Linked DNA regions of Homo sapiens: all the other regions are linked to region 2. A link is a contact called in ENCODE Hi-C data. All regions are on one chromosome and are shown on one strand. The core of a region is the stretch at or near the end of the contact, and the rest is flanking DNA. Distances in the headings are between cores, read along the strand shown. Region 1 holds the start of PIK3R4 (phosphoinositide-3-kinase regulatory subunit 4). Region 2 holds the start of ACAD11 (acyl-CoA dehydrogenase family member 11). Region 3 holds the start of C3orf36 (chromosome 3 putative open reading frame 36).

Region 1 (2,966 bases), core at 57-2,556, 1.9 Mb before region 2:
CTGAACTATATTTAGATAGGCCTCTTCAACTTTAAGCCAAAAATGTTAGTTTGTGTTATTTTCTCATATTTAAATTTAAAATATTAATGAGCCTTTACTATGTGTTCCGTGCTGTGCTTGGGGCTATGAGAATTACAAAGTTACCATATGACATAGTTCTTGTCCAAGAATCTGTAGTTTCTTGGAAATAAGAAAGAGACACATTAAAAGCTTAAAACTGGCCGGGCGCGGTGGCTCACGCCTGTAATCCCAGCACTTCGGGAGGCCGAGGCGGGAGGATCACGAGGTCAGGAGCTCAAGACGGGGCTGGCCAACATGGTTAAAATCCCGTCTCTACTAAAAATACAAAAATTAGCCGGGCGTGGTAGTGGGTGCCTGTAATCCCAGCTACTCGTGAGGCTGACGCAGAATTGCTTGAACCCAGGACGCAGAGGTTGCAGTGAGTGGAGATCCCGCCACCGCACTCCAGCCTGGGTGACAGAGCGAGACTCCGTCCGTCTCAAAAAATAAAAAAAAAAAAAGAAAAACTGAAAACTGAAAAGGTCAAACTAAGATCTAAAAATTCAGTTAACTCCTGGACACTTCCTGCCTAATTCCAGTGTGCCCTCTCACCCAGCTAAAAGAAGGTGCAAACTTCGCTGGTCTGCAACAAGAAACCTTGCCACAGATGTTAAAGAAAAGCAGACCAAAGTATACACTAGCTAAACGTACCCCAGGGTTCTGCTAACTCAGGTTTTGCAGGAAATAAATGCCACACATATACACACACGACCTTGAGCACACATAAACATTTACCCTAGGCCTCGGGAAAGTGTCAAAATCGTTCAGAGGCTCACAACGAGGTCATAGTAGACTACTTCGGGGACGGGACGGGAAAACGCGTCAGCAGCGGGGAAGTTGTTTCTACGAAGGGTCTTTCTTCATAGACAGGAGATGGGCTGTTGGTGGAGGGGCGCAGAAAAGTCCCGATCTTCAGGAACCCCGGTGGTCCTGGGAGGAGAACTGGGAAAGCTCTCGGGGTCTCAGCAGAGAGAAGAAGCCACGCTAAAGAGTCTCCACAAGTACCCCGGGATTTGACCCCTCCAGCCCCCTAACCTGCCCTGGGGGACATGCGTTCCCGGGCCTCGTCTTCCTCTAGCGCGGATCGCTACACCCGTCCGAGCCCTCCTCGAGGGCCTCACCACCGGGCGGGGGGAGATGGAACCCGGGAGAGAAGTGCAGACCGCCAGTCCCAAGAAAACACTACACTTCAGCTGCTGCAGCCCCAGCAAACGCCGAACTCCCGGGAAAGCAACCGGTCTGACCTCACTTCCTGTCGCCGAGCGGAAGTGACGAAAAAGAGTGAGCCTTGAGGAATTGCCAGGGTAGGAAACCGGTTGCTAGGAAACTAGGGAAGGCGTGGTCTTACTTTGGGCGAGTCTACAGGGAGAAAATGATGCTCTGACAAAGATCTATTCCCCTTCCTGCTCTTCTACCTTTCATTCACGAACGCTGAGGTTTCTGACATCCCCTAGAATCTGCTCAGACACGCCTTCACTCCCAGGACAGCAGAACAGAGTTAAGAGAACTCAAGAATATTTAGGAAAACTAATATATCCCAAGCTGGATTTTTAGAGTTCTGGTGAGATATAACTTACATACCATAAAGTTCACCTGCTTAAAATGTACAAAGCAGTAGTTTTTAATACATCTATCGAGTTGTGCAATCATCCCTATAATCTGATTTTAATTTTTTTTTTTTTTTTTTTTTTTTTTTTTTTTTTTTTTTTTTTTTTTGAGGCTGAGTCTCGTTCTGTCGCCCAGGCTGGAGTGCAGTGGAGCGATCTCGGCTTACTGCAACCTCCACCTCCCGGGTTCAAGCGATTCTCCTGCCTCAGCCTCCCGAGTAGCTGAGACTACAGGCGCCCGCCACCACGCCCGGCTAATTTTTTTGTATTTTTAGTAGAGGCGGGGTTTCACCGTGTTAGCCAGGTTGGTCTCGATCTCCTGACCTCGTGATCCGCCTGCCTCAGCCTCCCAAAGTGTTGGGATTACAGGCGTGAGCCGCCGCGCCCGGCCTTTTTTTTTTTCTTTTGGAGACAGTCTGGCTCTGTCACCCAGGCTGGAATGCAGTGGTGCCATCTCGGCTTACTGCAAACTCCACCTCCCGGGTTCAAGCGATTCTCATGCCTCTGCCTCCAGAGTAGCTGGGACCACAGGCACGTGCCACCACGCCCAGCTAGGTTTTTGTTTTTTTTTTTTTTGAGACGGAGTCTCGCTCTTGTCGCCCAGGCTGGAGTGCAGTGGCGCGATCTCGGCTCACTGCAAGCTCCGCCTCCCGGGTTCACGCCATTCTTCTGCCTCAGCCTCCCGAGTAGCTAGGACTATAGGCGCCCGCCACCGCGCCGGGCTAATTTTTTGTATTTTTTTTTTAGTAGAGACGGGGTTTCGCCGTGGTCTCGATCTCCTGACCTCGTGATCCACCCGGCCTCTCAAAGTGCTGGGATTACAGGCGTGAGCCACCGCGCCCGGCCGCTAGTTTTTGTATTGTTTGTAGAGATGGGGTTTCACCATGTTGGCCAGGATGGTCTGGATCTCCTGACCTCAAGTGATCCGCCGCCTCGACCTCCCAAAGTGCTGGGATTACAGGTATGAGCCACCGCGCCCAGCCTGCCTGATTTTAAACATTTTCATTACCCCAAAAGGAAACCCTGAAACCATTCGGAGTCACTCCCTGTTCTCCCCCATTTCTCCTCCCCCTTCCAGCCCTAGGCAATCATTAATCTACTTTCTGTTTGTATACACTTGCCTTTTCTGGACATTTTATATATAATATGTGGTCTTTGTGACTGACTTTCACTTTGGGTAATGTTTTTGAGGATTATCCCTATTGTAGCTTGTATTAGTACTTCATTTATTTGTTGTTGCAAATAATTTTGTTTACCCTTTTGTTAGTTAATAGACATTTGAGTTGTTTTACTTTTACG
Region 2 (2,950 bases), core at 169-2,668:
ACACGGTTATGGTTTAACATTCAGCTTGGTTCAGAATTAAGTATCTTTCAGTTATGTACCTCTTCAACACTCCTACAATATGAACGTTACTATCTCCTTTTTGCCAAAGCAGGACTAGATGTTCAAAGGGTAACTTGTCCAAATTCCACAGCAATTGAAATAGTTGAAATTTGAACTTTGATCTGTTTCAGTTTGTTACAACACAAGGCTTCTAGCCTAGAAATCTCAGCTATTCTTTATTCCACCTTTCCCTTCATCTTCCAATATCTATTGGGACATGGGACCTTTAAATTCTACACCCTAAAATGTTCCCTGATCCATCTCATTTATTATTATTTTCATTTTCACCAAAATCAGTAGTCAAAGAATATAAATGCTAGTGATAAAATACCACTAGCACACTATGTTGTTGCAATTTTTACGCCCTTTCACCTATATTACGGTATTTCATTTCATTAATAAGACTAATCAAAATAGGTATTACAACTTAGGAAACTAGTTCTCAGAGTGTTTATGTAACATATTTAAACTCCCAGACAGCAAGTGACAGATCCAGTTTTCTGAATGATAGGACTCTTTCTGTAGCCCTGTATTAGTAACAATGTTATTTTTAGAATAAAGTTTTAAGAATGTATTATCTATTGTAAAACATCAGACTAAAGCCAGATTCCCGGTGGGGAACGCTACTCTCAGGATCCTCTCACTCAGTTCCATTACCTCACTTCAAAAAACCTGAGGCCCAAAGTGGTGCTGTGACCTCCTAAGTGGAAAAGCTAGTACTCGAATTCGGATCCTCCATCTGGTGTCATTAACTCAGCCTCCCGGAATACGGCCAATCAAACGGAATTACACCAGCTTCTCAGAAAAAGATCTAATGGCTGTATCACAAAAGAAGGCATCTATTTCTCAGAATTTGTAGCCTTAATTGCCTTGGTGAATCCTCAAGGGACATAAATCCATCCTTTAACAAAGATTCCTTTGGATAGTAGAATGGTGAACGTTATTGCGCTTCCATTACCGCCCTCCAATTGGGAAGCCCCCAGCATCGAATTCGGAGGGCCGGCAATAGCAGCTCATGCCTGTAGGGTGCGTCCACTGACTGCAGGAAAAGCAATCAGGGTGGGAGAAACTTAGGAAACCACCCAGGGCCAAAGGAAGGAAAACTCAATGTACAAATTTTTTTCCGCTGGAGGCAAAGGCTGACATCCATACCTGTACTGGGCAATGGTCAGCGTAGCCTCACGTTCGGCCCCAAAGCCAGACAAGTGCTGGTTTAGGTAGGCCTCCAGGGACTTGCTGTCGAACTTGTGCTGGGGCAGCACTTCGGCCAAATCGGACTCGCCAGTAGCACCTGGCTTCATGATCACCCCCGCAGGCCACAGCAACGCGGCATCCACAGGTCTCGAGTGCCGAAGTCCTTCAGGATTGGGGCAACGTCCCCTCTAGAGCATGGGCCGAGGCCGGGGTGGGGTCTGGCTCCAGCCAACCGCACACAGCCTACGCGCCGTTGCTGAGCAACGCTTGCCCGCTGAATCCCGAGGTTTTAGCTCTAGTCAAGTGCCAAAAGAGCCCAATGTGTGTTCGGGTTTCAATTCTCCAGTCAGCGTCAGAGTTGGAGGCCTCAATTTTAAAGAAGGCAAAGCCATGGTCATCGTTGCGGGTAAGGAACAACGCAGAAGCCTCTTCCACCCCCAAATTTAATGCAACAGCAGGCGGAAGACCTGCAGGGTCCCGTTCAGAAAAAGGGCCGTCAGACTGTCGAGCCTAAGAATAAAAAGACCCTGTTTCTCTTAGATACCCGGTTAGCAAGGCAACATCGCTGGCCTCCTGCCCTGGACACTTATCACCCCGGTGCTGCTGCGGCCGGGTTTAGCCGGCCCAGCGAGGAAGGAAGCCGAAAGAGCCAGGTTTTTGATGAGGGGGAGCGATGTCTGCGACGCACCGGAAGCGGCTCCGAGGAAGGCCTGTGGGAGTCTCGGAGACGTGTCTGTCTGTGAGGCGCTGGGTGCACGTCCCCAGGGCTCTGGGCTAGGAAGGCAGCGGCGAGGTGCCTCCCCACGTACCCCTCGCGGGCCCAGCCGAGCAACGTGGGGCGAAGGCGGCGGCGAAGGCCCGGGCTGGGAGCGTTGGCGGCCGGAGTCCCAGCCATGGCGGAGTCTGTGGAGCGCCTGCAGCAGCGGGTCCAGGAGCTGGAGCGGGAACTTGCCCAGGAGAGGAGTCTGCAGGTCCCGAGGAGCGGCGACGGAGGGGGCGGCCGGGTCCGCATCGAGAAGATGAGCTCAGAGGTGGTGGATTCGAATCCCTACAGGTAACCTGCGTCGCCGGTCGGAGGCAGGCGCGGGGGACGAGGTCAGGCTCCGTGAGGTCAGAAGTGAGGCGCTTCCCACGTCCCGCTCATGGGGACGCCCGCCACCCTTTTCTTGGTCTGCGAATCCTGTTCCCAAATGGGCAAGGCCACATCTTAGTACTGATCGGAAGATATTCTTTCTCTTTTTTAAAAACCTCCAGTGAGTCAGCCATATGGTGCTGCTCCTGTGCCTGCTGAGGACGTGTGTCCAGTTTCCTATCACCCTTGCCTCTTAATTAGTCCGCCTCGCTGTGTATAAGACTGATAGTAAGAACTTTCAGAAGATGAGATCAAATATTAAACCTGCTAAGGTAAACTTTGAGTTTCATTAAAGGCTTATCAATGCATCTTAAATGGGGTCGGGGCGGGGGAGAGCGGGGTTAGCTCTATTCTGAGATATTCGGGTGCTCCTTAACATCTCAAACCATTCGACATTACCAAGACTGCCCAGGCCTCTCTTTTCTTCTTTCCTAACAAAGCTTATCAATTCAGCAGATGGAATATAGTGCAATGGTTAAGGGTAAGGACTCTACCGCCAGACTGATTGCAATTCAAATCTAACTACTCTCTTCGTAACTGCCTAACCTTTGGCAAGTTGTGAAA
Region 3 (3,080 bases), core at 201-2,700, 1.3 Mb after region 2:
CCCTTGGGTTCCAGCACCCAGATGAGAAGAGAGAGAAGGTGGAAGAGGAAGAGAGGGAGGGGATAGAGCAGCGGCCACCACCTCTCCCTGAGAGGGCGCAGAGTGGGTGGTTCCCCCCAGGTGAGCAAGGTGGGGGCCCCGTGGGTGTGCTGGGTAGGGGTGGAGTGTGCTGGGAGCACGCGGGAGGACTGCGCCTCTGCTCCTCGGGGTGTGGCGCGGCCCACTCAGGAGCCCCTTCCAGTGTAGACTCCAGGAGGGTACTCTGAGCTAGGAATGCCTTCCTGAGCGTGGTTGGTGGGGGCTCTAAGGCCATTCCTCCAGGCCCTGAGGGGGCAGAGAGACACGTGAGCACTAACCCAGGAGCCGGGACTAGGCTGAGCCCACTACTCACAGCCTGGGGTAAGCCAGCCTCAAGACCCTCCAGGATGGTCTCAGCCTGCATCCGACTGCCTCTCCTGCCTGACCACTGCGCTCCTTCACAGGCCTCTGGCCGGCGAGTTCTCAAGATGTGCAAAGGTTTCCTGCTTCCTTACCTTTGCACACCTTTGCTTATTCCTTTTGCCCAGAAAGTCTTTCCCAGCACATTTGACTCTCTTGAATTCCAGTCTCTCCCGCATGGCTAGGATCAAGCCCGTTCTCCCATCGCTCATCAAATGAACTCAGAGCATAGTACTTTGCCCTGTGTTAAGGTCTTGTCTTAGCTCTGGATTATATGTCCTTGAAGGGTAGGGACCATGTGTTTGTCACCACCTGTCCTTATACACATCAGGTAGTACATAAATCAAGGGAGGCGTGAGGGACAACTGGAAGGAGCCTCGTTTTCTCCATGTACAGGATGGGACTAGTCATAGTGGCCGCACAGGGCTGTGGGAACTCTGGTGCGATTCTGCCATGAGTCACCCCATCTCCTCCTTGCCTGCAGGGTCTCGCTCCATCAGCTGTCCTCTTGGACCCCGCAGCCTCCCCATCCTGTGGCCTTTTGCCCCAGCAAATCTCTCCTCTCTGAAGCCATCCTTTCCTTGACCCTGCATCTCTCTCAGCCACCACCCCATCTCTGCCTCCTCTGAGCAAAATCGTCTTTCCCACCTCCCCAGCCCTCTGCAGACTGCCTCGGCCTTGCCTGGGCATCATCCCCTCAGCTTCAGGGACCCACAATTGGTGCTTCCTCCATTGGGAAATCTTTCCAGACTGTGCTTCCCAACCCCGACAGCCCCGCAAAGCTGGTTTAAGTGTCCCGGTGAGCAACTGTGTCCACCTAGGTTCACTACCCACAGTAGAGGGTTTTAGTGCTCAACCATATCTGCTCTTTTCTTCTCCTGAGCACACAGAATATTCTGTTCCGCTCTTGCGGCAGCTAGGCTGGGAGCAGAGTGAAGAGCGTTACTTTGGGACAAAGCATTGCTTAGCAGTGCGGGATCTTCCAGGACTTTCTTCCCCTGCCCCATCCATCATGGCAGCTTATAATGAAATGGAGGTACCTCAGGTTCCAAACAGTCTGAGTTACTGAGACACTGGTTGGGGGGGCTCTCAGGCCAATCCTCCAGGCCCTGAGCAGGCAGAGGGGCACTACTGAGCCACTGACCTGAGAGTCACCCAGATCACCACAGGTTCTGTGAGCGAGATACCATCTTTTGTTGTGTCAAGTGACTAAGATTCGAGAGGTTTGTTACCACAGCATAGCCAAGCCTTTCCCCACTGATTTACTGATTAAAGAAGTGTTTTAAATGGGTTAATGGCTTGGTAAACTGTAAAGATCTGTGCACATTTTAGTTATTATTATTGCTGTCAAGTTGTAGCAGGGCTGGAGACATGATGTGGCTGGAGAGTGGAGGAATGGCCAGGGTATGCCATGGAGAAAAACTTCCTCTCATTTATGATTTGCCAAGGGCTTTTCCAGGATCTGTTTCCATATTTAATCTCTGATGAAAGGTTATAATGAATCTGGTGTCTGGTGCTACTGGCAGGAGATGGACCTTTCTTCCAGGTATTTACTTCCTGTGGTTGCGAAAGATAGGATGTATTTCTTCTGGATTTGCTGCAATATAATATTTTAGTATCAATTTGATACTGACTGGCTTCAGCCTCCAGCTTAACTGTATCTCTCCATCTTTGAGAGTGGTTGAATAAAATCACAATATGGCTTTGTTTCTTGAGCAAGAATCTGCTAAGCAGTCACCAGATGGAGCTGTTCCCTTGAAGGTCTGTGTGCAGGATTCTCAGGGCCTTTTCTTCTCAAAACCCTTCCCTCTTTGTCTCTTTTCTCCACAACTCTCTTTAACTCATGGTGCTATAGGGATAAATTGGCCCTGTTTAATGAATAGTTGTGATGTTGTTGCTAGTTGAATAGAAGGTAAGTAAATGAACTGTTACCTGGTTCTTTTGCCTTTGTTACCCACCTTAATGGCCCTCAAGAGATTCCCCCACTTCCCTCCCATGGGCCAGTGAACATCAGTGGGAAAAGAGGGGCCTCCCCACCATTTTAGTCCATGCTGACTCTTCAGAATGACTCAGCTGGGGCAATTGGGCTGGACCAGAGAGAAGTGGACAGCCTGGTTTGAGTCTAGACCTGGCCAGCTATTATCTATGTGAAATTGGCCACAATGGTTGCTTCCTCGGGATCAGATTCCTCACCTTTACATGGGGCATCCATCATGGAGGATCACCCCAAAGGGCTTTGGGCCAAAGGATAATTGATAGAGATACGGTATTTAGTTATCACTGTATTTGCGCTTTTTCCAAGAAGGGTAAAAGAAGGATTGAATAAAAAAGGTTCCTGCACACTCTTCCTTTTCCGGCTTTTTTGTTCAGCCCTTGAGGAGCGGGATTCTGTAGGGAGAGGGAGTGGTGCAGAGGAGTGGGCTTCCTAGGACTGGGGCCGGGAGAGGGCATAGCCGCGAGTGTGCACAGGGAGGTGGGCCTAACCCTGGGGTCTCGGCTTTGTAGGGTTTCCAGGCTCAGGTGAGAAGCAGGGCCATTAAACAGCCTCAAATGGGAAAGGGACCAAAGACCCACAATGGCACCCTTGAATGCGTAGGCATCCAAGGACCTTCAGATGGCTCTAGGAGCCAGACCCAAGCATG

Evidence for each region. A loop is a pair of places that touch in the nucleus more often than their neighbours do. Pooled maps may share reads with other maps.
Region 1: a pooled map shows a loop between it and region 2 (7-fold over the local background). The contact joins the promoter of PIK3R4 here to the promoter of ACAD11 in region 2. A Hi-C loop is called at or near these places in 7 of 50 pooled maps.
Region 3: a pooled map shows a loop between it and region 2 (29-fold over the local background). The contact joins the promoter of C3orf36 here to the promoter of ACAD11 in region 2. A Hi-C loop is called at or near these places in 7 of 50 pooled maps.

The regions. Positions count from the first base shown.
Region 1 is chr3:130,745,523-130,748,488 of GRCh38, forward strand. It overlaps PIK3R4 (phosphoinositide-3-kinase regulatory subunit 4), which reads right to left and starts at 1,307. Exons shown (of 20, transcript NM_014602.3): 1 at 796-1,307. RefSeq lists an enhancer at 988-1,047 and a silencer at 2,282-2,331.
Region 2 is chr3:132,658,391-132,661,340 of GRCh38, forward strand. ACAD11 (acyl-CoA dehydrogenase family member 11) reads right to left here and starts at 1,419. Exons shown (of 20, transcript NM_032169.5): 1 at 1,213-1,419. The coding sequence starts at 1,361. It overlaps UBA5 (ubiquitin like modifier activating enzyme 5), which reads left to right and starts at 1,939. Exons shown (of 12, transcript NM_024818.6): 1 at 1,939-2,308. The coding sequence starts at 2,148. All of the region lies in intron 26 of NPHP3-ACAD11 (NPHP3-ACAD11 readthrough (NMD candidate)), which reads right to left. RefSeq lists enhancers at 1,721-2,259, 1,795-1,884, 2,255-2,534.
Region 3 is chr3:133,928,362-133,931,441 of GRCh38, forward strand. It overlaps C3orf36 (chromosome 3 putative open reading frame 36), which reads right to left and starts at 1,451. Exons shown (of 1, transcript NR_161373.1): 1 at 1-1,451.